5 separate regions of the Mus musculus genome follow, and all the other regions are linked to region 3. A link is a loop called in an ENCODE intact Hi-C map of the cell type or tissue named here. Cell type or tissue: heart. All regions are shown on one strand.

What was found. Hi-C counts contacts between places; a loop is a spot of excess contacts. Peaks named below come from ENCODE experiments on the same cell type or tissue, not always from the same donor. Only the 100,000 strongest peaks of a DNase experiment are listed, where the experiment ranks them.
Region 1: a loop joins it to region 3, with 2.6 times the contacts of the local background. A loop is called at or near these places in 18 of 42 quality-filtered maps.
Region 2: a loop joins it to region 3, with 2.4 times the contacts of the local background. A loop is called at or near these places in 2 of 42 quality-filtered maps.
Region 4: it touches region 3 in a loop (2.3-fold over the local background); 4 of 42 quality-filtered maps call a loop at or near these places.
Region 5: it touches region 3 in a loop (6-fold over the local background); 6 of 42 quality-filtered maps call a loop at or near these places.

The regions. Positions count from the first base shown.
Region 1 is chr10:43,376,456-43,381,455 of GRCm38, reverse strand. All of the region lies in intron 4 of Pdss2 (prenyl (solanesyl) diphosphate synthase, subunit 2), which reads right to left. Among named protein-coding and RNA genes, the nearest start is that of Gm40631, 36 kb to the right of the region's middle. In heart, a CTCF peak has its summit at 2,958 (motif pointing right); no DNase peak of the experiment used is centred here.
Region 2 is chr10:42,987,599-42,992,598 of GRCm38, reverse strand. Gm5079 (predicted gene 5079) reads left to right here and starts at 1,437. Exons shown (of 3, transcript NR_153349.1): 1 at 1,437-1,738. In heart, CTCF peaks have their summits at 2,493 (motif pointing right), 4,691 (motif pointing left) and 4,893 (motif pointing right); DNase peaks (open chromatin) are centred at 4,618 and 4,898.
Region 3 is chr10:43,219,380-43,224,379 of GRCm38, reverse strand. It overlaps Pdss2 (prenyl (solanesyl) diphosphate synthase, subunit 2), which reads right to left and starts at 2,894. Exons shown (of 8, transcript NM_027772.2): 1 at 2,320-2,894. The coding sequence starts at 2,618. In heart, a CTCF peak has its summit at 2,885; DNase peaks (open chromatin) are centred at 2,639 and 2,969; H3K4me3 peaks cover 2,564 bases; H3K27ac peaks cover 2,077 bases.
Region 4 is chr10:43,004,379-43,009,378 of GRCm38, reverse strand. It overlaps Sobp (sine oculis binding protein), which reads left to right. Exons shown (of 7, transcript NM_175407.3): 7 at 4,965-5,000. Among named protein-coding and RNA genes, the nearest start is that of Gm5079, 16 kb to the right of the region's middle. In heart, a CTCF peak has its summit at 2,624 (motif pointing left); DNase peaks (open chromatin) are centred at 1,068, 2,618 and 3,518.
Region 5 is chr10:43,477,365-43,482,364 of GRCm38, reverse strand. It overlaps Bend3 (BEN domain containing 3), which reads right to left and starts at 3,225. Exons shown (of 4, transcript NM_199028.2): 1 at 2,993-3,225. In heart, a CTCF peak has its summit at 2,499 (motif pointing left); DNase peaks (open chromatin) are centred at 2,454, 3,204, 3,784, 4,224 and 1 weaker place; H3K4me3 peaks cover 3,638 bases; H3K27ac peaks cover 3,493 bases.

The DNA of each region.
Region 1 (5,000 bases), 160 kb before region 3:
GGGCTGGAGAGATGGCTCAGCAGTTAAGAGCACTGACTGTTCTTCCAGAGGTCATGAGTTCAAATCCCAGCAACCACATGGTGGCTGACAACCATCCTTAATGAGAAACCAAAAAACAAACAAACAAAAAAACCTATGGGCCAGAGAGATTGGGAAGAGGAGATAGGGAAGTGGAGAAAAAAGGAAAAAAAAAAGATATTATAAAGGATACTATAACATTGCTAAAGGATATTAAATAGCAAATAAACATGAAAAGATGCAGGATGCTCTGCACTGTTATTTACTAGGGAATTATCAGCAAAAACCACAATGAGCTAAAACTGCAAAATAGGCCAATATTATATTTTAGAGTGGCTAAAACTCTAAATACTTGATCAAATTAAGTTTTAATAAGGCGTGGGACAACCAGAATTCTCATACCCAGCTGACAGAATGTAAAGTGGAGGCGAAAGCTTGTCTTAGGGCTTCCATTGCTGTGCTAAAACACCATGACCAAAGCAACTTGCAGGGCAAAGGAACTTTCATTTACATCTTCAGGCAACAGTCCATTACTGAGAGAAGTCAGGAGAGGAACCTGGAGGTAGGAGTTGATGCAGAGGCCATGGAGAAATGCTGCTTACTGACTTGCTCCCCATTGCTTGCTCAGCCTGCTTTCCTACAGCAGCCAGGGCCACCAGCCCAGTGGAGGCACCGCCTATAGTAAGCAGGGTCCTCCCCTATCAATCATCAATCAAGAAAGTTCACCTGTACAGGCCCATCTGGTGGAAATGTTTTCTTAACTGGAGTTTTCTCTTCCACAGTGACTCTAGCCTGGTCAAGCTGATGGAAACTAGCCAGCACAGAGCACGACAGACCCATTGTATGTCACACAGATAGCAACCTGGTTATTCCTAGGTAAACCCAGGAGAAATGAAAGTCCATTTTTATATAGACTTTACACATGAATGCTCTCAATAGCTTCATCTGGAATACTTTAGCACTGAAAACATCTCAAATTTTCCCCAATAGGTGGATCACAGACTGTGTTAGATGCTTGCAACTGAATACCATTGAGCAGAAATGAACTACTCAGATTTGTAGTATGGATAAATTTGAAAGTAACTGTTCAAAGACCCCAGTCAAAGGGTTGATATTTCTAGATCCATTTATATAAAGTTTTACAAAAATGCAAACTAATTGATAGTGATGACGGATTGCCTAAGGCTCACAGCAGAAGGTACAGGAGGGAGGAGTACGAAAGAAGAAATCATTGGGGCGATAGATGCTTATCAATTTCACTGTGATAATTTCTCTGGTCCTTGTATATGTCTGGACATCACATAGTATACGTTAAATATTTCCAATTTATTGTATATTAACAGTCCTTCCCAAAAAGATGACAAAAATCTTCCATTACCATCACTCTGGGGCTTTCTAAATTATTAACTTAGCAACAGGTGGCTGGGGCTACTACTGGCATGCCAGGTACTGATTTGGACTAGAAACACAGCGGTACTTATATTCTTGTAGGAAGAGACTTAAAGTTGGTAAGGATGATAAAAAAAAAAAAAAGAAAGCAACAATAACAACAACAACAACAAAACTCCACCAGATGGTAACACTTTTGATTAAGATAAAAATAATTAAGCAGGATAGCTATTAAAATATTCCCAACCGGGTATGGAGATGTGGTTTCTGAAAGGTGCTCCTGGCAGGGCTACAAATGCCAATGAGGGCAAGCGTATGCACTCGGAGCAAACCCAGCGAGCGACTCCCTTCCATGGACCACCCTCAGGACCCCTTTTGACTCGACTCTGTAGGAATCCCCTGATTACCCACCTTCAGTTTGTACACATGACTTCAGTTCTACATCCCGGCACTACAGATCTTCTACCCTTCCCATGAACCATCCCTGCAGGGTCTTTTTGGATTTGTATTTGTTTGTTTTAAGGGCAGGGTCACTCTGTGTAGCCCTGGCTGGCCCCTGCCTCTGGAGTGGTGTGAGCCCAGCACCTAGCCTATGCTTCCTTTCATGGAGCGGCTCCTTCTGCAGACAGTCTTCCGTTCTGTGCACTTCCTTCCACCCTTTAAGGTCTATCGCAAACAGCAGGTCCTCCCTGGAGGCTTTTCTGATTTCCCCACTAGATGCCTGGTTTACATTTCTCGCCTGTCATTTCCTCCATAAACACAGTCATCTTACTCTCACGCCTTAGACAGGGCCCACAGCTCTGCAGGCGCGTAGAGCAAGCATGCGAGGGAGCGCACGCCTATGATTTCTAAGACTCAATTGTCTTATTTTTGTACTTGACTTGAAAGCTAAGAGCCAAAGGAAGAGAAGTACAAACATAAGACAAATAAGAGAATAAGACTTATCTTGTCCTATAAAACACATGGCTAATATGTCAAGCATTAACTGTGCTTAGAAACGCAACTAGACCTTTGCAACTTCAGTGACTGTTAATTAACTAGGTCTTTCTCCGGAGCGCTAGATTAAGCTCTCTTACTTTTGGTTTGGGGCCAAGCAACCACGAGCAGGGCCTGCATGAAGACAGGGGAGCTGTGCCTGTTCCTCTTCTCAGGACCAACCTGAGTCAGAGGCCTGACTTTACAAAGGACTGTGGATGTGCTTAGCTCCCTAAGTTAGGTTAGAACAAACAGATATAATCTTAGAAAACCCCAACCCACTAGCCCAATTTTAAACTTTTTTTTTTTGTTAAAAGATTTATTTATTTATTATATGTAAGTACACTGTAGTGTCTTCAGACACACCAGAAGAGGGTGTCAGATCTCATTACAGATGGTTGTGAGTCACCATGTGGTTGCTGGGATTTGAACTCGGGACTTTTGGAAGAGCAGTCAGTGCTCTTAACCCCTGAGCCTTCTCTCCAGCCCCTTTAAATTTTTTTTAAAGAATGTTTACTTTTATACAGGGGTTTTGTCTGTGCACCACATACACCACTTCACTGCAATGCCAGGGAAGACCAGAAGAGGGCGATCTATTCTCTGTGACAGGCATCATAGATGGTCATGAACCCCCACGTACATACCAGGACTCAAACCAGAGTCATCTGAGGGGCAGTCAGTGTTCTGAACCACTAAGCTCGCTCTCTCTCCCTCTCTCTCTCTCTCTCGTTCCTCAGGTCTAATGATATTAGGAAGAATCAGTGTGCAGAGTATAGGGTCAAATCACAGTTTAATGGCCATGTGTGGTAGCACATGCCTTTAATCATAGCTCAGGGGAAGCAGAGACATGCAGATCTCTGTGAGTTCAAGGCCAGTGTGATTTACATATCAAGTTTCAGGACAGCCAGGCTAAACAATGAGACCTTGTCTCAAAAAAATTTTACACACACACACACACACACACACACACACACACACGAGTGAAAGGACACAGAGAAAAAGCAGTCAAGGGAAGGGGTCTCTGTGGCTGGAGTCCAGAAGCATTTCAATAGAACCTCCCAGCAGAGCCACAAGGCATGCTTAGCACTCTAACAATAAGTGTGAGCTGCGCATGAAGTGTGGTCAGTGTCCCTGGAGACTCAGGCTCAGGTTGTTCTCAGGGCTGCTCCTATGGGCTCTCTGCCTAGAATGCAAGAAACTTCCAGATTCCCAGAGAATCAGGTGTTCAGCATAAACCTGCTGCAGGAGCAGTAAAGGCACTGTGAACTGGTTTATCTCAGAGTGGAGGCAGAGCTCCTAAACTCCAGGATCCCAATGGATCCTGAGCCCAACTTCACAAGCAGGTTTTGCTAAAGACAGAAGAGTGTATCCTAATATTAACTAGTTAATTAAAAAGTTTTGAGAATTGCATACATAAGTCCTATATTTACATCATTTCCACCCCTCCCATGTCCTCCACGCAACTCTCCCAGTCCCTCTCAAACTCACGACCTCTCCTCTAATTATTATTTTTACACTGTTATATATAAAAAGCACATGTGTATATAAAAGAGTCATGTTTTTGGTGTGTGAGCTTCTGGAAATGTAATACAGAAATGTATTCTGGCAGTATGCAATCTGTAATCTATGAACAAAGGTTCTAGTCTTGGCATTCACCTTAAAACCACAGAACCCTATCATGAAAAGGATGAAGACCATTTGAGTTAGCCTTTGTAGTAGTTTACTTAGGTGTAGGAGTGGCACGATTCCCCTTTGCATCACTACTACACAAGGTAAGGCTTACAGAATTCCACCGACTGCATGTGAATTATTGCGGACAGCAGCTTGCTTTTAAATCTGTGAATAGTTGGGAACTTTGAAGAAGAACTTTTATTTCTTTCTATAAAAAGGAAGTGGTGTGAGAACTGGAGACTATGTGTAATAAAGCAGTCGGGGCTGGCTGGCCATGCAAACAGATGGCGAGTGACCACTTCAAAAACCGGTTCGCTACTTAATTGGTTCATTTTTTTTTAACTTTTCCTCCCATTTCTTTTCAGATTAATTGGTTATTTGTGTGTATTGATACGTGTCTACAAGAGCCATGCATGCAGGTGCCCCAGGAAGCCAGAGGGCCTCCGATTCCTTGAAATGAGTCAGTCGTGAGATGGGAACTGAAAGAGCTGCAAGCACTTTTAACCACTGGGCCATCTCTTCAGCCCCATCTTTTTTTTTTTAATATATTTTTTTAATTAGGTATTTTCCTCGTTTACATTTTCAATGCTATCCCAAAAGTCCCCCATACCCACCCCCCCAATCCCCTACCCACCCACTCCCCCTTTTTGGCCCTGGCGTTCCCCTGTACTGGGGCATCTAAAGTTGGCAAGTCCAATGGGCCTCTCTTTGCAGTGATGGCCGACTAGGCCATCTTTTGATGCATATGCAGCTAGAGACAAGAGTTCTGGGGTACTGGTTAGTTCATATTGTTGTTCCACCTATAGGGTTGCAGTTCCCTTTAGCTCCTTGGGTAATATCTCTAGCTCCTGCATTGGGGGCCGTGTGACCCATCCAATAGCTGACTGTGATCATCCACTTCTGTATTTGCTAGGCCCTGGCATAGTCTCACAAGAGAGAGCTATCTT
Region 2 (5,000 bases), 230 kb after region 3:
CCCAGTAACAGCATCTTGTCTCCATGTCTCCATGGTAACCCCTTAAGAGTGGCTGCTCTGCCGATGGCCTCCCGTCCTCAGGTCACCATTGCATCTTCAGCTCGCCATCACCATTGTAACCTACATGGGTACTCTTAGATGTGAATGCCTTGGGGCTTCCTAGTTGGGTCAGAAAAGAACACGTGAACGTGTGTCTCACACTTAGGTGGAAACATATTTCGAAGATCTCACCCTATAGCATAGGAAGGGAAGGGGCTGCTCACCGTAAGTATGGAATTCCAAGTCTAACCATAATGATTTCAGGGTCTTTCTGGTCCAGTTATCAATCTACAACTATTTCCAGTAGGGCTTTTCAAATTGGAACTCAAGAAAAGAAAAGGAGAAAGAAAAAAGAAAAATTGAATAAAAAATCCCCATGTGTGTGGCTTAAAAGAATAGCATCTCAAAATAAAAATACAGACTATAATGAAAAACAAAAGCCCACTGGACTATTCCCAGGCACCTTCTGTCCCCATGCTCCTTGCTGGTGACACTGCTGGTGGTGTGGGCTGGTATGCCTGAACCCCCCAAGGTTGTTATCCCCCTGAGCCTGGAGATCATGCACAGCAGACAAATGCTCTACCACAGATTTGTAACCCCTTTCTTCTTTTAATTTGAGTTATTTTATTTTATTTTTGTGATACAGTTTTACTACGTGGTCCAGGCAAGCTTTGAACCTGCCACCCTCCCTCAGCTTCCTAGATAGTTTCGACTAGCAGGCTGCGCCGCCGTGCCTGGCTTGGACTCTCCCAGTGTCTGCTGTCCTTCTCTGGGTCCACTAGTCCTGCTCCCCACCAGGCATCAGGCTCTCATTCCTGCTCGTCCTCTGCTTCCCAGTGGGGATCTGCATAGGGCCACCTCCCGGCACCTCTTAGACACACATCCTCCCTCAGGATACCTGCGCTGTCCCAGGCGATGCTCTGCCCATGGCTCTGGATTTTGCTGTGCTTCAAGGGTTGGGAGGTTGTACCCTGCTTTTGGCCAGAAGACTAACTTCCATATTGAGGTCAGAATTGAAAATGGATTTCCCCATGGAGCAGAGTCGAGCCCTATGCTTCCTGTGCCGTGTAATTAATCAGATGTGGGAGCTCAGGACCCTCCCTGATTAACCATTTTCTACCCAACACCGAGGAGGCTACCAAGGAGCTCTCAGCGCTGAAGTGGTTCCTATTATGTGTGGGTCAGCACGCTGCAGCCTCCACTTGGGTGATGAAGCCAGTGGGAGAGCTGTGTCCTGCCTCCTGGGAGAATTCAGGGCTGGAGCTGCTTCATGGAGTAGCAGAAGCTGGATGCAGAGGAGCGGGGCATGAGCTGGGGACCTCAGGGCAGCAGTAGTAAGGAGCATCATTACAGCATCGTATTCACTGCCATGGCAACAGGCAGAACGGTGTCGCGCCATCTCAAAGAGGCCTGGCTAGGAAGACATCCTTTCTGGGTGAGTCTTCTCCTTTCTGCCTGGCTGCCTACATGCCGAGCAACCTCCATCAAAAAATATACCAGCATTTCAGATCCACCTTCCGTCTCATAGATGACATTGCAAACGTCCCTAGGTGGGTGCATTCCCATTGTCAAATCCTCTTGTGGTGCCGTCCTTCATTCAAGATGGTTCCTTACTTATGTGTACATGCGATGACATCTGAGAGTCAGAAAGCCCTCCTGGACTGTTCACACCGCCCAGTGCCCTCGCTGCTGACACCAGGTAAACTCACCATTTAGCAGTAGCAGATAAAATGTGACTGGCAGTGTCACGGGCCCTCAATTCTTTGCTCCTTTCACCCACCCCTCTTGGCAATTTAAACAACCATAGTATTTGCTGCTTTGGTGGGTATGAGCTGTGTTCCATGGATGTAGGGGTGCCTGGCAAACAATGCGGGAGAAAGAATGTGGTTCTGACATAATGTCGAATAATATAATGTTAAATGTTTATAGTCAGATAAAAGGAAATGCTCAACTGTGGCCTCTGTGGGGCAAAACACATAGACATGTGCACATGTGTGTATTATAAACACTGCCATAATACAGGATGTATAGCGCTTGCTTTTAGAAATAATAATAAAATACCAACATTCTTTGTTCTAAATTTCACAGAGCCCATTCAGCTCTCCCTGAAGCAACTTGTTGATTTTTGCTGAGCTCTTGGAACTGTGCCTGGCTGCAAACGGTGATGGAGTATGGCTCAGACATAAATGTTGAGTAATGCCTCCTTAAACGTTAATGTATGGGTTAAAAGGAAACCTTGAATGCGCAGGTTGAAACTTGGCACATTCATCAACGGCACGAGTGACTTCTAAATCAGGCGATGATTTCCAAATGCTAGCAGAGTAGTTCCTGAAACATCTGGGCTAGTCACAATACACCAACACAGATAGGATGCACTTTTCAGTTTATGTAAGAGGCAGTTTCCTTACATATGTGTCTTTGTACTGCATACATGCAGTACCTACAGCAGCCAGAAGAGGGCACCAGATACCCTGGACTTGGGTTACAGAGGGTTGAGAGGCACCACAGGGTTCTAAGAATTCAAACCTGGATCCTCCTCATGCTCTGAATAGCTGTACCATCTAGTCCAGACGCGATACACTTCTAAGTTTAATCATATTAAAATTCCCGGCACTTTAGCCATGATGAGTATCTACCATGTTGGATTTCAGGCTGTCTGAGGACATTGTGCAGTGACATGCCATTATGTCATATTCAGATATAATAAAAGACCATAGATGCTAATGCAATGTAGGAAAATAATTGAAATATAATATGTGTGTATGACTTTATTTTTTTTCTTTTATTTAGGAGTGCGTGAACACATGCACACAAGTCAGAGTGTATGTGTAAAAGCCAGAGGTCACCTTTGATGAGTCAGCTCCTTCCACCTTTATGTGGATTGTAGGAATTGAACTCTGGTCACCAGGCTTATGCGACAAGTGCCTTTACCTGCTCAGCCAATCTCGCTGGCCCCTACTTTTCTTTTTTCATATAATTATTTAAATTCTATTGCTCTTGTTTTGAGACAGAGTCTTCTTGTATAGCCCAGGCTGAGACATGCTTAGAGGCCCCCGTTCTAGCCTCTCTAGGGCTGGGATCACAGACCAGGGCACCTGGCTTTGTGTATCAACTCAGTTGTTGTTGTTTTCTTTTGTTTCTAAGAAGGGGTCTCTCTATTACATAGCTCTGACTGTCCTGGAATTCAGTATGTAAGCCAGGCTGGCCTTTAACTCACAGAACACCACCCCACCTAGCTACTTATTCAATTTATTTATTTCTGACAAGATCTCTCTCTACATAGACCTCGCTGTTCTGGAACTCACGATGATGCCAGTCTGAGCTATATACAAAGCGGGACTTATCTCAGTAAGCTCTAACCAACAAAAGGCGAAACAAAGAAACAGCTTCAAGAAAATGGAAAGGAAAAAGAGACAGAAATAAGAAGGAAAATTATGTTTGTTTTTAAAAGTCTGTTATTAAGAAAGTAATTTTCTGACACAAACTCTGGGTCAGCTTTTGTGGGTACTCCCTGCCCTGTGGCTTCCAGAGCCCTCCCTGCGGGCCTGCTGTGGTGCGTGCCCAGGAACCCCTTGGGCGTTCCCTGTCTGAGGACCTGACCTCTTACTTCTTTGGAAGGACAGGATGAGATTACCAGAGCTTTGGATCCATTTTTGGATCAAATGAAAACCGCAGGCTAGTCCTCAGAGTAGCCTTCTCCTCTTACAGAGCTGGCTGGGCTGTAAGGGCGGGGCTCCGCCTTCCCTGGGACCAAGGCTTGGTCACGTGCTGCTCACGAGGTGCGCAAGGTTCCACCATCCTCGTTACCCTCGTTTCCGTTTATTTTGTATCCATTGTAAGCAGAGCTTCAGGCTCCTTCGGAGCAAAGATCTCTGTCCGTGATCGGAGAGAACTACACAACAGGTTCCAGTTAGACCCTTTGCCACTTTGTTTTGTGATTGTTCAAACGGGTGGAAGTACACATCTCCTTGCCTCAGACCACCAACAATACTCTGCACCCTTTAATAAGACCATGTGCTCACGATATAAGAATGTTTGCAGTCCACACTGTAAGAAATCTAGAACATTTTATTTGCTGGGTGGGAACGTGCTTCTGAACCCCTGGCTCTAATGATGCTTTCCAATAGACCCACCCCGAATTCTTACAAGGTTAATTAATTAGTCACAGCCATGCTGGGGATCCCCACTCAGAATAATATTAAAGGTACCTTGAGCTGAAATTCTTGCCCGCCAGATTTTAAAACCGCAAGGCACCGCCGTCAGATGCCTGAGCTGAGCAGAACCCTCTATTCAGACAGCAGGTGCCCCTTTCCTCTGACTAGGGGGCCTCCTCAGAATTGCAAGTGCTACTTTGCTGCCACCAAACAAGTCCCTTGGTGACTTCTGCCTTTAAAGTGTCATTTACCTTAATAGCATTTACCGAAGGCCACTTGCCACATGACCTATGACCTCCTTCTCTAGCCCACTCACTTCCCATGGCTGCAGAAACAGTGTCCCCAAGTAGACCGACCACTGAAGTGTCTAGCTCAGGCCGACTTGTATAGGGTAAATCCTTATTTCCGATGTCCATTCTTTGGAGAGGGCTGTATGTGTGAGCGCCTCCTTCGGACAACAGGTGCCACCTAGAGGGCGTGTGACTGCTGCCCTGGCTTGGCAGGAGCTGGGTAACTCCAGTCCAGAGGAAATTCAGCAAAGCCCACAGGAATTTGGGGTGGGGTCACCAGCTGTCAACAATCTTAGCACTGTGGATTCAGCTGCAGGTTTTGCAAGGGGATCTTGGAAGGGGCTGGGGGTAGGGTGTATCTGGCAGTTTCCCAACAGTTTGGCCCCTTGGCTTGATATGAACTAGGAAATGAACAGGGCTCTGTTTCTCCACCACAAGATGTCAGCAGTGGGCTGACCAGAAGGTAGCACAATGCATGGACCTTCGGGTGTATGGAGAGGGGTCACTGTCTGACCTT
Region 3 (5,000 bases):
ACTATACATAGCCAATGAGTCTTGTTGGCAACAGAGTTCTTAAAATTCATCACGCCATCCTTTCATATGGCATGAATGAAGATTTATTACAATTTGGTTATTAATCAAGCTGACTCATAAAAAAGACAGGTGCCTTTCACCTGCTCAAACAAGGAGCAGAAATTCATCCTTAACTGATCTATGCACCTTGCTCTACTTCGGAACCACATACCCAACCTAACAATTTGGTTATTTGAATACATACATTCCAATGTATGCATATACTACATTTCATTAATAGATTTACCCACCAATGAACACATGATCAGCTTCTACCTTCTGCCTATTGGAAACAATACTAGAAACATAAATATATAACTATCTGAGACTCTGTTTTCAAGTCTTTTAGAAATATACTTAGAGGAAGAATGGCCGAGTCACATGTTAACTCCTAATTTTGGGGAGGATAAAAACTCTTCACTTTGCATAACCCCTTTAGGACTCATTCAGGTGTACACAGTGATATCAATTTTTTTAAAAAAAAAATCAAATTGCATTTGTATTTGAGAGAACACATGCAGGTTTTAACAAGTGTGTATACATGTGAGGCAAGAGTATTTTCTTTATCTTGCTCCATCTTATATTTTGAGACAAGGTCTCTCATTGAACTCATTAATTATGTAGGCTGGCTGGCCAATGGGCTCAAAGGCACAGCCTGTTTCCACATTGCACCCTAATACTTGGGCTACAAAACCCACTTGCACACACTTTCTTGGCAACCAGCTTTTTTGTCAGTACTTGGAATCTAAACTCAGGCCCTCAAGCTTGCACAGTAGGCAATTTAATGACTGAGACATCTCTTCAGCTCCACCAAATAGAGCTTTATGGTTATGGATATATCACAGTTTGATCAACCATTGACCAATAAATGACGTTTGAGTTGGTCAGGTTGGGGCTATCCCAAATACCCACGCTGAGTATCATTCTCTTAATTATCAACATTTTGCTGTCAAGACTTTGGCAAATTTACAGCCAACTTTCAACACTATAAACACCCCTGTATAGATTCTGATATAGACAAGGTGTTTTTTTTTTAATTATTTCTTTAGGATAAATGTTTATGAGTATGATGGTAAGATGTATAATTTAATCTTATTTAATTTAATCTTATAAGAAATTTCCATTTTCCAGATTGGCCATACTGATTTACATACATGCCAAATTTAGTTTTTCTGTTTCTTCACCAGGATGTCCTTCTGTAAATCTGTATTTCATTCCTCTTAACTTTGTGACAGATCTCATAGTAATGTAAATCTGCAATTCTCCTATGGCTAGTGGTTTTGAACATTCATAAGCCCACCTGCCATCTTTTTGTCCAGCTCTTGTTTGCTTTTTCACTTTTGAGTTTGAGAAGGAGTTTCTTGTTTAGCACTGAATTTGCTGGTTTAGCTAGACGAAATGTCCATCACACTGCAGAGATCTCCAGTTTTCACATCCTCAGTACTGGTATGAAAAACCTCCACTTTTGTTGCTGGCGATCCAAACCAGGTTGTAGGACTTGTTCAACAAGTACTTTGGCAAAGACATCTCCCCTAATCCTCTTTGTACTAGTTTTATTCTCATAACTTTTCTGTGTGCTTGAAATAAACTACGAAACATGAGGTATGAGTTGTTTTTTAAGTGATAAATTTTTTTTTAAACCCTAGTGACAAGTTTAACACTAGTCTGGCATTAAGTGGTAAAAGCGTCAGAGGAAACTGACTTCAATCTAGATAGTCCAATACCTGGATATTTGGGGGTTTTTTTGTTTGTTTGTTTTTTGAAACAGGGTTTCTCTGTGTAGCCCTGGCTGTCCTCGAACTCAGAAATCCGCCTGCCTCTGCCTCCCAAGTGCTGGGATTAAAGGCGTGCGCCACCACTGCCCGGAGCTGTCTATTCTGCCTGTCTCTCTTGTCTTAATCTTTCTGTAGGTAAACAGCTTAACTTGCTCTGTAGACCAGGCTGGCCTTGAACTCAGAGATCGCACTGCCTTTGCCTCCCAAGCTCTGGGATTAAAGGCATGCACCACCATTGCCCGGCTCTATTCCATTTTTAAAATACCACTTCTTGACTGTGACTAAATAAGTATACATCTCTGATACCTTGACAAGCCATGAAGCATCTGCATCTCTAAAAGTGAAGAGAAACTGTAAAACACGTTCAAGTTTTTCTTTTACGAAAACCATTTATCCTGGGCCAAGTAGAAGAATGTTAAAGGGACACCAAAGAATACCTTAAAAGTTCAAAAGAAAGTTAGAATCAAGGAACTGGCCAGACCCAGAGTTACCATGGGTCGCTCACCTGGCAGTGGTAAGCAGAGGGTGTCCCGTCCCCACCAGCTTCCGCACCTGCATGGCGATATTGCTGAGCTCGTCGCTCAGCAGGCAGCGCAGGCTCATGAAGGATGCGGGGTAGCCCACGATCTTCTCCGCCTCGGACACCACCTGGTTCCAATGGGCCGGTGACCTGGAGGAGCGCCCGCGCCAGGAGCCCGCCGAGGAGATGCTGTCGAGGGATCTGAAGTACCACCAGTGGCGACTGGGGGGACCTGAAGCCCCGAGGTAACCGGACAAGCGCAACAGCAGCTGCCGGAGGCTCATAGTTTTGAGTCTGAGAGGGTCGGGGACCTGAGGAAGGTGGCCAGAAATGACACGGGAAGCAAACAAGGGCTGAGGAGAAACTTTCAGAATCTAACAGGAGACGGCGATTCCAAACCCTCAGAGAAGTATGGCTTTCTGGAGCCGTAACCAGGAATAACGTTTGCTGCTTCTGCAGCGCAGACTGGCGTAACCCCAGCGGCTGCTCAGAACTGCACTGGATACCTGCGCTGGTAACCACAGCCAGTGCCTACATGGGGGGCGCCATGTTGGAGGCATGAAATGCGGCCTGCCGTAAAGATAGGGGCGGGCTGATGAGCGGCAAAGAGTGCTCTTTACTTTACGGCACAGCTGGGACCTCCCCACTAAGGGGCGGACCCTCAGTGATGACCGGAAGGCGAGAGATGGAAGGGAGCCTGTGCCCCAGGACGTCGGTGTCCGCCCTTTGGCACCCCGCTAGCCCTGGATCTAGGCGCTCTCGGGGTCTCTGCAGCGTTTCTCCCGGCCCAACGCAGAGTGAAGCTTATGTAAATAAATGTCTGTATCGTGGGTCCGCGGCGAGATCGTAGGCCCGTGGCGCAGGCTCGTCCGGAAGCCTTTTGCTCCTGGGCGCCTTAGGCCCTTGGTGGGGGCCGCGGACCCGGGAGGGCGGCCCCGCTAGCTGGGCGACGACGTCTCCTCCGCGGCCCCCCCAGAGCTGGAACGCAAGTGGATCGGTGAGGCTGAGCCCTGCTTCCCTCAGCTTCCTGGCCGAAGTGCCAGGATTTCTGTGAAAAATCCAGAAAATAAGGATGCTGTGAGAATGGAATGAAACGTCGCTTGCTCCGGGACTGAAAATTCACTGGCATGAGTGCATTTCACATATTAGCTCACTTAATCTTTTGTTGAGTTTTAAAGATAATACTATTCCCCGGATTTTAGGGGGGATGGGGGGGAACGGAATGAGGCACAGCCAAATTGTAAGTTGTTATGGTCACATTAAGCAAAATGTGAACCTAGAGGATCTGGTATCTTTTTTTCTCCTCTCCTTTGGGTACTAGGGATAGAGGCCAGGCCTCATGCAGTAATGCTAGGCTAGTGCTCTACTTCGGAACCACATACCCGACCTAACAATTTGGTTATTTGAATACATACTCTTAACCACAACATTAAGTAATATGTTACCAAAAATTCTTTCTCATTGCTAAAGTAAAATTGTCAGTGTGACGACGCTTTCAGTGTTGGATGGAACGTTTTTTTTTTCCCCTAGGCCACAGTGGCCTGAGACTTCTTACTGTGTAGCAAACTGACCTGTAACTTCTTGACCCCATCCACCTCTCAAGTCCTGGGATTACAGACGAGGGCCAGAGGGCCACTCTGCTCTTCGGGTGCCACCTATTCAAGCACGTCTAGCATCTTGCCCTTTCTAATTAGACAAAACAAGTGTTGAAGTCCTTGTTAATCATAAAAAAATTAAAAATTACAAAACCTTAAATTCAATCCCTTGGGAAGAAAAAAGTAACATTAAGATCAGTAATATAAAAATAATAAACGACTTGTTACCTACATTTTACACTCAGGAATGGTTTTTAAAATTCATGTGAGCTTTCAAAATTCATAGTTGGTATTTTTTAAGCTCACATTATGTAAATGAACTAGAAAAACAAAGAGAAATTGTTCACACAAGATGCTTTTAGCCACAGAAGGTTTAGCGGCAAACTCCCTTTGAGTGCCAAGTCTCCTGTGATTTAAAGATTCTGTTTTTGAGCCAGGAATGGTGGTGCTTACAAGCACTCAGGAGGCAGAGGCAGAAGGATCTCTAGGTTCAAGAGCAGCCTGGTCTACATAGCCAGTTCTAGGCTAGCCAGGGCTCCAGAGTGAGGGCTCCATAGATAAAACAGCATATTAATTAAAGGTGAATTATATTTAAAAACAGTCTCCCCATAAGGGAGTTCCTATGTAAGATTCCTAGCAATAAAATCCAAGTATACTACTATGTAAAAATAAATGTAAAAGGTGAAATATTTTATCATTCTAAAGAGTTCTAAGACCTAAGCTGGGTTGTCCAAGGAGAAGGAAGTCAGAAAAATCCAGAGAAAGAGAGAGACTGAGTGTAATATATCGAGCATCTGAGGCTGCTTCTTCAAGATCATGGTACCTTAAGAGTAACTTTTCACACATTTGCTTTAATGAAAATTCACAGTATGTACTTTAATTTCTTCACAAAAGCCAAGTGCATTATTCTCTGGTCTTGGTCTGTTAGCCACGTTTTTGATTATTCATGGGACTTCTGCTCCCATTTACTTTAAATAACCAGCACTTTCCTTTATACTTAACAGTTAAAAGGTTGCATTGTATCTAGTGGTAATCAGTTTTGGAAAATTAAAATGATATTTGTTCTTTAGT
Region 4 (5,000 bases), 220 kb after region 3:
GCTCTTAACCCCGAACCATTTCTCTAGCCCTGAAGACACACTTTTTTCTTTCTTATCAGAGAATATTTCTGATTTCTTATTTGCTAAATTGAAGGAGTTAAATGGTATCCATCTCTAGGGCTCCTTCCAGCTCAGACGTTATAACGTACCTGATCACTGGTCAAGCAGAGAAAGCAAGGAAATGAACAGGAAGGAACGAGGCCAGCTCTCGCTGTGAGGGGGTGAGGCTTGCAGACTTACGGTTCTGGAAGGTGGAGATCCCAAGTGGCTCATTTTCTTAACCGTCCTGGCAAATCGTTTTCTCTGTGACATCATCAAATCCGGGATGTGTTGTTAGCTTTGTTTCTGATTGAAGTGGGTGCCTAAATAAAATAAACCCAAAATACTTGCTGTGGTATTAACACCTGTAATCTGGGAGGTGGAAGCAGGAGGCTACAAAGCAAGTCTGAGGCTGCTTGGGTTATATGAGACTTTCTGAAAAATGGAACTTAGGTAGGTAGGTAGGTAGGTAGGTAGGTAGGAAGATAGATAGATAGATAGATAGATAGATAGATAGATAGATAGATAGATAGATAGATAGATAGTCAGACAGGCAGACAGACAGACAGACAGACAGATGCAGTGTACTTGGTTTTAAAAGTACGTGAGCAGTAGCTTATTAGAAGCACAGGGTGAGTGATGGAGTTATAACCCAGAGGTGCTATATACCCTTGTATTTCCCTGCACAGCCTCCTCTTCCAATCACACGCCCTCCAGGAGAAGGGCTGTCTTTCAGTTATTCCCTCTCAGTGAGATAGAAGAAAAGAGATGGCATCCATTTCAAAGATTAAAAATGTCCAACCTGGTAAAAAGCCATTTCAAAATTCTTCAGACAGCAACAGTTGACATGGGAGGTGACAAAGCCTGCCCAGGCTCTGTAGCCCTGCCTGGCATGAGCTGGGTAAAGGACCCCTATCTGGCATCAAGCTCACAGTTTATCAGCAGCTGCAGGCGGCTCTGTTCATTGACCGCAGGGCTTTACCCTTGTGAGTGTCCCAGAATAGCCGCTGCTACCTGAGAGCAGTCTGTCCTCGGGGACTCGTTATTGTCCCAGATAAACACCGAAGCCTCCGCCAGCACGTAATGGCTGTATTTAACTCTGATAAGTGATGGGCAGCGGGATTCAAGTGAGCGGATCTCGGTTAGGGCCAGAATAATTGGGCAAAGGCAAGGTGCCTTGGCAGTGGACATTTCTTGCCTATCACAGTCAATGCTATGGGGTTTTAAACACCTGGGAAGAAATATGGCGGCCAACAGGAAGCTTGCCTTATGAATGAGCAAGACACACCTACTAGGTTTTGATTACGAAAATTATGAGGTATTTAAGAAAAGGAATAAAAGTAAAAATTTGGATAACAGACTAAATTAGCATGCTTCTGGTCAAAGATGGTGTCTCACATCACAGAAAGGCTAGCTGGGCATGGTTGGGTTTAAAATGAGAGCTTTTATTTTTCCTGGTCCACACTTTTGGGAATGGTTGTCTGGGAACTTTCTAAAATGCAGTAGCATGCATCTTGGGCTTTAAATCGAAGAGGGAAATGTGAGAATGGTCGTGTTTTGAGGGTACTAGCATTAAAAGAACTTAACAGCGTCGAGGCTCCACTTTGCTCTTAACCCTTTGGAAAGTTCTATGGGCAATTAAATCACCTTTTCAGTACTGCTTCCCCTGTGAACTTGCCAGGTAGACAGAGTATGTCTCAGCTTTTGTAGTGGGCAACTGTCATTCTGTGAGAGTGCTGGGTAGAGGGGAAGGCATGTCTGGTATTTGAAGACAGCTGGCCATAGAGACCATGCATCATGGCACTACTAGGCTTTGTATATGGGAAATAGCACACAGTGTGGGACGCGGATGAGTTATCCTGCTTTCAGACAAAAGCCATCATTCAAAGAAAACCTAAAGTGTGAGGTACAAGTATGGGCACTTTCCCAGAATCCTTTGCATTCAGAGGCACTCCAGCAATCTCTGCCACAGGAGTGTATGTGCACACATTTGTATGTGTGTACCCATGTCCAGAGCAAAAGTGACTCTAAAGCTCTGGACTTGAAGATCCAGAAAGGGCACCTTCCTTATGGAGTGACAACAGATTACTCTCTAGTTGCAAGACTATCCATACTGACCTTCATCAACAGTCCCTAAGGAGCCTGAGGGGAATAAGAGATGGCAAAGAGTACCACCCAGGCTTCCCTCATCAAGCCTTGGGGAAGAGCTAGTGAGAAACATGGCCCAGAGAACGTGGAGATAGCTGGGATGGGCATATGGATACCTCTGCCGTTTCTTTTAGTTTCTCCTCTATGTACACAGTTAGACAGTGGGGACAGGTTTTCCACCAGAATTTTTGCTGTGTGACAAAGCTCCTTAGCTTCTGACACGACCATTTTCTGAATCTCCAAGGCTATCTCTCCCCTACTTTAGAAGTTTCCGTATGTTACTTACCATTGGAAACTGGGAGAGTGGAGCCCATGTTTGCTCTCTTGCCCTAACACCAGGCTTGTAGCCTGTGCCACCAACAAGGGATTCTATCTCGTAATACCACCCCTGCTTCAAAAGTTGCCAGCAGAAAGAGACTGCCACCCTCTGGCCTTTGGGGATGTCCCAGGTGCACAAGTGTGCCAAGAGAGGAGAGGAAGGGCATGCACAGTCTCCTTTGCACGCTCTTAAAATAAGCTCTATGTAAGCAGGCTTGCAGAGCAGCAGGCCCAGGGCTGCAAAAAATAGAACGCATGCAGCTGCACCCTTTGGAACTTGGGGGGAAAACACATATTATTTACCAGACAATAATAGATACCAGAGAATAATAATGATTATTATAGTGTTTGGGATGGCAAATGCTGTACTTAAGGTTCCAGAATGGCTCTCATTATAAGCCCGATTTCCCAGTCTCTTATGAAAACCTAGACATTTTCCCTCCATAGGCTGTCGCTGGGCAGACTTGGTCTTTGTCCAAAGGTGATTTGAATACAAAGACACTTATTTGAGAGAGATTCCTTCTTTTCTCTCTCTTTTTTTTCCTTTCACTTTTTGGGTTGTGATTGCATTAAAGGAAAAGGCTATATGCATCACAGAACCAATAGTCGAAACAAGAATGGTAGTGCCTCCCAGTTACTGGAAGGAAATGTTAAAAACCACTCTTCTTTCTTTTCCTTTCAAAAGAAAGACTGTGGACACACGCACACGAACGCACCTCCTAACTCTAGCGTGTGGTCACTCTTGGTCCCAGGCCCAGAGGTGGGGATATTTCCTAGCCTCCATGCAGTGTCCCCAGAAGTGACCCCATGTGTTCTAACCCACGTTTCATTGCTCAACTCTTTTGCAATCTCTTGAGGTCTCCAATGTGTCTCCATTTCTTGATGGGTTTGTTTGGGATTCTCATCCTCCAGACAGAAAGGGGGCTAGGAGATGCAAACGCTGTACTCAGAGATTAACTTCCGCATATCCAAACTTGCCTGTGCCAGAAGAAGAGATTTCCATGGCCTGGTAGCCCCGCCCATGTCACAAGCCCCGCCCTGTTGCATATTTGTGGCCTTTTGCATTTACACTTTGGTTACTTAATATACATATTAACTGCACACGGACCTGGCGGTTTGATGTGATTTGGGGAACTCAGGCATTTCCTCCCCTGCACACTGAGAATTTCAAGCCTTGGTTTGGGCTGATGATTATTATCGTTGCCATTAACACCAGGATTTGGACGGCATGAGCTTCAGTGGAGTCCGCCCGGTAGCTGGCTGACCTTGTTCTGCTAAAAACTCTGAGATGGTTTCCAGGGCTCCGTGGCCTCCATTTCTCCTTCTATGAAGTAAAATTGTCACATTTTATCTCTAGGGTTCCCTGTGACTCCTAAATTGTATCATCTCTCGAAAATTATTTGCTCCGTATTCCAAGAATAATCTCACGGGATGTAAAGATGTTTTTGAGTCTTGTGTTTTAGCATCTCTCCAGTGCAGAGCATACCCTTTCCTGTTTCTCACAACCACATTTATCGGCAGAGGGACTCCTTGGGGACATAGTGGAAGACAGCTGCTTAACTAGTTCATTGGACAAAATTGAGTTGAACACTGCTGACCAACAAGACAGCTAGTGTAGAGAAGAGAGTTAGATGGCCCAGGCCAGAGCCCCCATCCCCACCCCCACCCCTGGGGATGTCACAGTTTGCAGGGGGCACTTCTAATTGGTTGCCTCTCAGGAATGCCTGACGCTTCAAGAGCCTGTGCTTCTGCTGAGGGGCCTGGTAGCAAACAACAGAAACCCATAAGGAAAAAGAGGTGGGGCCTCAAGTGTGTAGGCCATGTGGGGATAGCATCCGCCGGAAATAATTTGAAAGTTCGGTTTGGACCCTCAGCTCAGGTCCACCATGCATGGGTGATTTGTTATCTGACCACCTTGTGGTCTTGCGTTGTTTCAATGTGAAGAGCTGCCTGTGGCTTGCCTTTGACAGATAATAGTGAGTCTCTCAGACCTCAAACACCAGCGTTCATACGGGAAGGGCTGCTGTGGAGGTTAGAGACCCGTACCTCTCTAGGACCTTGTCTGGCTTTTGAGCGACCCTGGGTGACTCAAAAGACCTCCTCCTGGTTAATCATGTAGTCATATGGAGACTGTGTTGCTGGTTGCAAAGGATGCTGTGGTCTTTGGGGAGGGCGTGGCCCATCGCGCTCGCTCATTATGGTTTTCCAGAGAGGGCTGGAGCTTCTGTTCCTCACACAAAGCTGGCAGACCTGATCCGGAGCAGACTGAATGAAGCGCTCTGAAATCATGCCGCGGAGTCCACAGCTCTGGGATTCATCTTAGAGTGAGCTGGCACCAGAGCTGCAGCTCTCTCACTTCTGACCGGTTCTCTGCAGCTAGACAGGGTGGGAGGAGGTGGGCGGATTGGGTAGAGATTTGGTCCAGCGCATTCTCATGGATCCTTCTCATCTTTTCCCAGGAACACTCGCTCCCAGGGTACATTGCATGGAGAGAG
Region 5 (5,000 bases), 260 kb before region 3:
ACTCTCCAGAACTCACTCCTGTAAGCAGTTCTCGGAGCTCCATATGCAACACCAGGGTGCATGTGTGGAAGATGATTCAAGGTTGGGTTTGGCAATATAGTGAGTGCAAGGCCAGTTTAAACACCTGCAACCCTGTCTCAGAGGACAACCACCACCACCCAAATAGGCGTGATAGCACATTTCCATAATCCCTGCCCTAAGGAAGTAGGGACAAGAGGAATGCCAGCTTGGTTTTGCACAGCAAGTTCCAGGTTGGCCAAGGGCTAGAAAAGATAGCATGACTATATCCCTCTAAACACCAAGGAGTCCTAAAGTTCTACTACTCCAAAAACTAATTCTAAAACAGAGATGTCAATAGTGGGTACAGAATGGTTAGAATAGCAAGCATAGTCTCACTTATAAAAATTAACACACACACACACACACACACACACACACACACACGCCATTCCCTAGTCTCTTGTATAAATTATTATTACAGGTGCTAATGCATTTCTAGGCAGTTCTGTAGATGGGTCTCCTACAGGAGCTTAATCCTCACCCAATCAAACCTCTGTCAGGGCTGAGTCCAATTTTCCTGTTCCTAAATATTCTGCCCCCACCTTTGGTGCCCCCAAGGGTCCCCAGATAACCTATCAATCTCTAACAGACGGTTGGAATGCTGGCTAGTCTGTATTCTGTCTTCGTGGCTAACTGGTCTTACTTCTTGTGTGTGTGGAGAAAGAACGCTAACTTTACTGTTTAACTTCACTAAAACAGCATCTCTGACATGGTCATGGTGGTTCATTCTTTTGGTTCCAACACTGATAGGAGAAAGCGGAGATGGAGATGGCAGGTAGGTGGATCCCTGAGTTCTAGGGCAGCCTGGTCTACAGAGAAACCAAAAGACCATCCCAGTATGGGATACATAGTGAGACCCAGTCTGAGAAAACAACAAAAGCCAGGTGGTGTGGACACCTTTAATACCTTCCCCCACCCCCATCCCACCTCCACCCCCTACAGGCAGGATCAGTCAGATCTCTAAGTTTGAGGCCAGCCTGGTTTACATAGCAATTCAAGGACGGGACAGAATTTAGGGACTCGGTATCAAGACCAAACAACAACAACAAAATGCCAGGTGTGGTGGGACAGATCTTTAATCCTAGCATTTGGTCGGTTTAGGCAGCTGGATCTCCAAGGCCAGCCTTGTTAAATCTCAGGCTCCAGGCCATTCAAAGCTACAGTGAAATGTAGACTTAAAACAAACAAACAAACAAACAAGGCATCTCTAGTAAAGCCCAAAGTGGTTCTTGGTGTGTCTTGGTCTCACATGAGAATATATATAAAAGTTTAGATTTTTAAAAATGCAAAAATAATTCTTAGGGCTGGGGATGTAACTTAGTTGGTAAAATGTTTGCCTACCGTAACTAAAGTCGTAATTTCGATCAAGTACCACAAAAATTAGGTGCAGTGCACATACTTGTAATCCCAAGTATGTAACTCCTGTAACTTGACAGGCGTTCAGGATCACGCAGGCCTATATAACAAAAAAGTCTGAGGCCAGCAGGGACCACAGGAGACTGTCTCAAAAAAGGAAAACAAAAAAACAAAAAAATCCTGGCTAAATCCCAGTATTCGAGGAAGCTGAAGTCCTGTAAGGTTTACACATGAAACTCTAAAACGAGGGGCTGGAGAGATGGCTCAGCGTTTAAGAGCACTTGTGGCTCTTGCAGAGGTCGTGGGTTGTGTTCCCATCACCCACGTGGCTGCTCCCAACCATCTATCTGTAAATCCGATGCCCTCCTCTGACCTCTTAGGAGACCAGGCATGGATATGGCGCATATATATGCAGTCAAAACACATACACCGAAAATGAAGCTTAAAAACAAAACCCAAACACCTATGAATTAAAAGTGGAAAGTCGCAAAAAGAGAAAAACTGCAGGCATGGAACCGAAACAGAGACAAACCTAAAACCTCTATCTGGGACATTTCCACACGTTCCCCACTCGCCTGGGTTTTCTGGGTCTTTATAGATTTCTGGCACCCTCCCCTCTACTCAGTGACGTGTTACTTGTAGGAAAACATTCAAAAGTTACTTCTAAAAGGAAGTTCTCTGACTTCCAAACAGTGAACATTAATTCTGAGCATCTCTGGTTGGCCTCCACCTCCAAAATACTCCCAAGCGGGCCACCTGAGCGATCAAACTTCTACTTTAGGACAAACTTAAAAAAAAAAGAAAAAAAGAACTCAGATGAGTTGAGTCCCAGCCCACAAGGCCTTCACAACTCCGCGCCTCACAGCCCGAGCCAAGTCTGCGTGGGAAATTACGTCGATCGTGGCGGGCACAAGTCACGAGGGGCGGCGAGCGCCCCGGCCCGGCTCCACCGCCCGCCAGGAAGGCCTCGCGCTCGCTGGGGTGCACACCCAGAGCGCCGCGCTGGACCCGCCTCCAGCCGGGCAGCGGGAACCACGGAGCGCCGTGGAACGGCCCGGGAGGGTGCCGCGCCCCCTGGCGGCGGGGCTCGCCGCACCCCGCTCCCAGCCGCCGGCAGCCTCGCTCCCTCCGCTGCCTCCCCGGGGCAGCGTCCCTCCGAGCGGCGGCTCTCCGGCCTCTGGCTCCCCGCCCTTCTGCTCCCTCTGACACCCCTCCATCGCCGCCACAGGCCGGTCGAACGCGAGCGCTCCGGCGCCGCGCAGTTGCTCCCCGGCGGCCCTCGGCCGCTCCATCGCCGGCCCGCCGGGGGTGGAGAGCCGGCGCGCGGCGCGAGTGGGGCCGGCCTGGCGGCGGCGGCGCGGACCGTTCCACCGTGCGTCCTCCCCTCCCTCCTCCTCCTCCCTGGCCGCGGCGCGCGTGCTCCCGGAACGCCATGGAGTCGCGGCGTTCCGAGCGGGCACAAAGGGGCGCGCGGCACAATGGGGCGCGACGAGCCCGTGGGCGCCCGCTCCCCCTTCCAGCCCGCGCGGAGGCGGCGAGCCGCTCGCAGGCGGCCCCGACCGGGGCCCACACTCACCTGGGACGAGAGTTGTTACTTTGCGGAGCGGGACCCGCGCCGAGTTCGGGCGCCACGTGCGGGGGGCGGGCGCGCGGGCCGCAGTGGGGGCCGAGCGCGCAGGGCCTGGCCGGGGCGGCCCCGCCGACTGGCTGGGGGCGGCGGGCGGGCGGGCGCCGTGTATTTTCCCCTCTCTTTGTGTGTGTCCGTGCGCTGCGCTCTCGCGTGACGTGACGGGACTCCGTGTGTCATTTCCGCACAAGGACACAGGAGCCCCCGCTGCAGTGGAACCTCAAGCCCTCCGCCCCCACCGCGCCGCCCCTCCCCCTCAGCGGGGCACACGCGGGACCAGCGGCGGCGGCGGCGGCGGCGCTCGGGCGTGAGCGACCGCGGCGGGGAGCTGGGGCGCGCTGCGGGGCGGGTGCGCTCGGCCTGCACAGCGCGGCTCCACGTGGGCCCGCGCCGGCTGCCGGCGGACCAGGGCGGCTCTCACCCACGGGAAAGCGCCCCGCGGCATTCTCGGCTACGTGCTCTCCGGGCTGGAGCGTGGCCCCGGCGCCTCTTTCTCTACTTTTTCTCTAACCCCGGGGGGTGGGGGTGGGAGGCAACGCGCCGTGTCTTTTCCGCCCGCGCCCCCCGCTTTTGGGGCGCTCGGCTGTGGCGCCGCACCATCGCACGGACCTTCCCGTGCCACGCCGGGCACAAAGACTTCGGGGTGCGCCCCCCCTCCAGTTCTGCATGGATTCGTGGTTGGGGGGGTATACTGGAGAGCGACCCCGGGCTCTGGGGGAGCCCTGGCCACTCCCCCGGCAGGGTGGCCGCCCTCTCCCGTAAAGCCTGAGTTCCGAGAGCCCAAGTTTTGCCGCTTGAGGCTGCGGAGCGAAGCACGCGCTTGGGGACCCTCATGCCACCAACTCAGAGCCACGGGGCTCAGCGCGGAAAACTGGGAGACTCCAGTCGCCGAGTTAGTTAAGACCGACCGTCTCCTAGTTTCCCGGACTGCAGAGTCGGAGTTGAGAAATAAGAAACCAACCCCTCGCAGTTCTCCAACTTTCGGGGACTTGGGGTGGGGGTGGAGGGAAAAGAAAAGCCCAAGTCAACTTTTAAGCTGCGTGCCTGGTTTTGGTAAACAATGAGAACGGAAAAAAAAATTTTTTTAATCCTTTAATTTGCCGATGGAAAAAAAATGTCTAAAAAGAAAAATGCAAATGATCCCATCTGCTGCCTACAGCTGACTGGCTGCGAGAGAGGACCATGTGGCCCGGCCCGGCGCGGTCAGTGAATACGTAGAATAGATTTTAAAAGGACGTACATGCTGGCTCCTAGCTGCCCAGTCGCGGCCTAAGGTTGGAATTAACGCGTAGTCAGAGATTATTGTGTCTTCACACAAATTGGGAATTTAATCATTACGCAAGTTCCTCGCCTTCTGGTTTGAAATCTAATGGCGCAGAGTTGGACCTTGGAGGGACTGTGGAACGTTCTGGAGAGGTGTTTGGGTTGCAGACTTGGAGAAGTCAGTACTAATTGCTATGCAAAATTAGCTAGCAGCTTGAAGAAAGGAGCCCAGCATCCTAGGGGTGCTTTTATAAGAGAATCTATACGTGCTCAGTGTCATTCAAAACAGGATGATGGAAAGAATGGGCCCGAGATAGCAGCCCTTCAAATTCAAAAGGCTAGGGTCGCCCTATCTACATTTAAAATAGGGAGGAGGGAGGAAGGGAGGGGGAATGGTTAATTTATACATTCCCTGGAGACAAAGTGGAAGCACTTGGATTCGTTAGGGAACTTGACTTCTGCACTTGTGCATTAAGTGACATGCGCAGCACAACTCTTCCCTCGGCTGCGTTAACAGATGCTGCAGTTTTGTCCTCACCTTCAATTTAATGTGACAGTTAGAATTATAAAAGGAGACGTTGCGTTTCATTAGTTTAGTTTTGTCGGATTTCCCAGAAGAGTCGGGAACAGTTAGCATCTAAGCTCGTTTTCCATTTAAACCGCTCTGCTGCGTTGCTTTAAGAATGTAAAATGG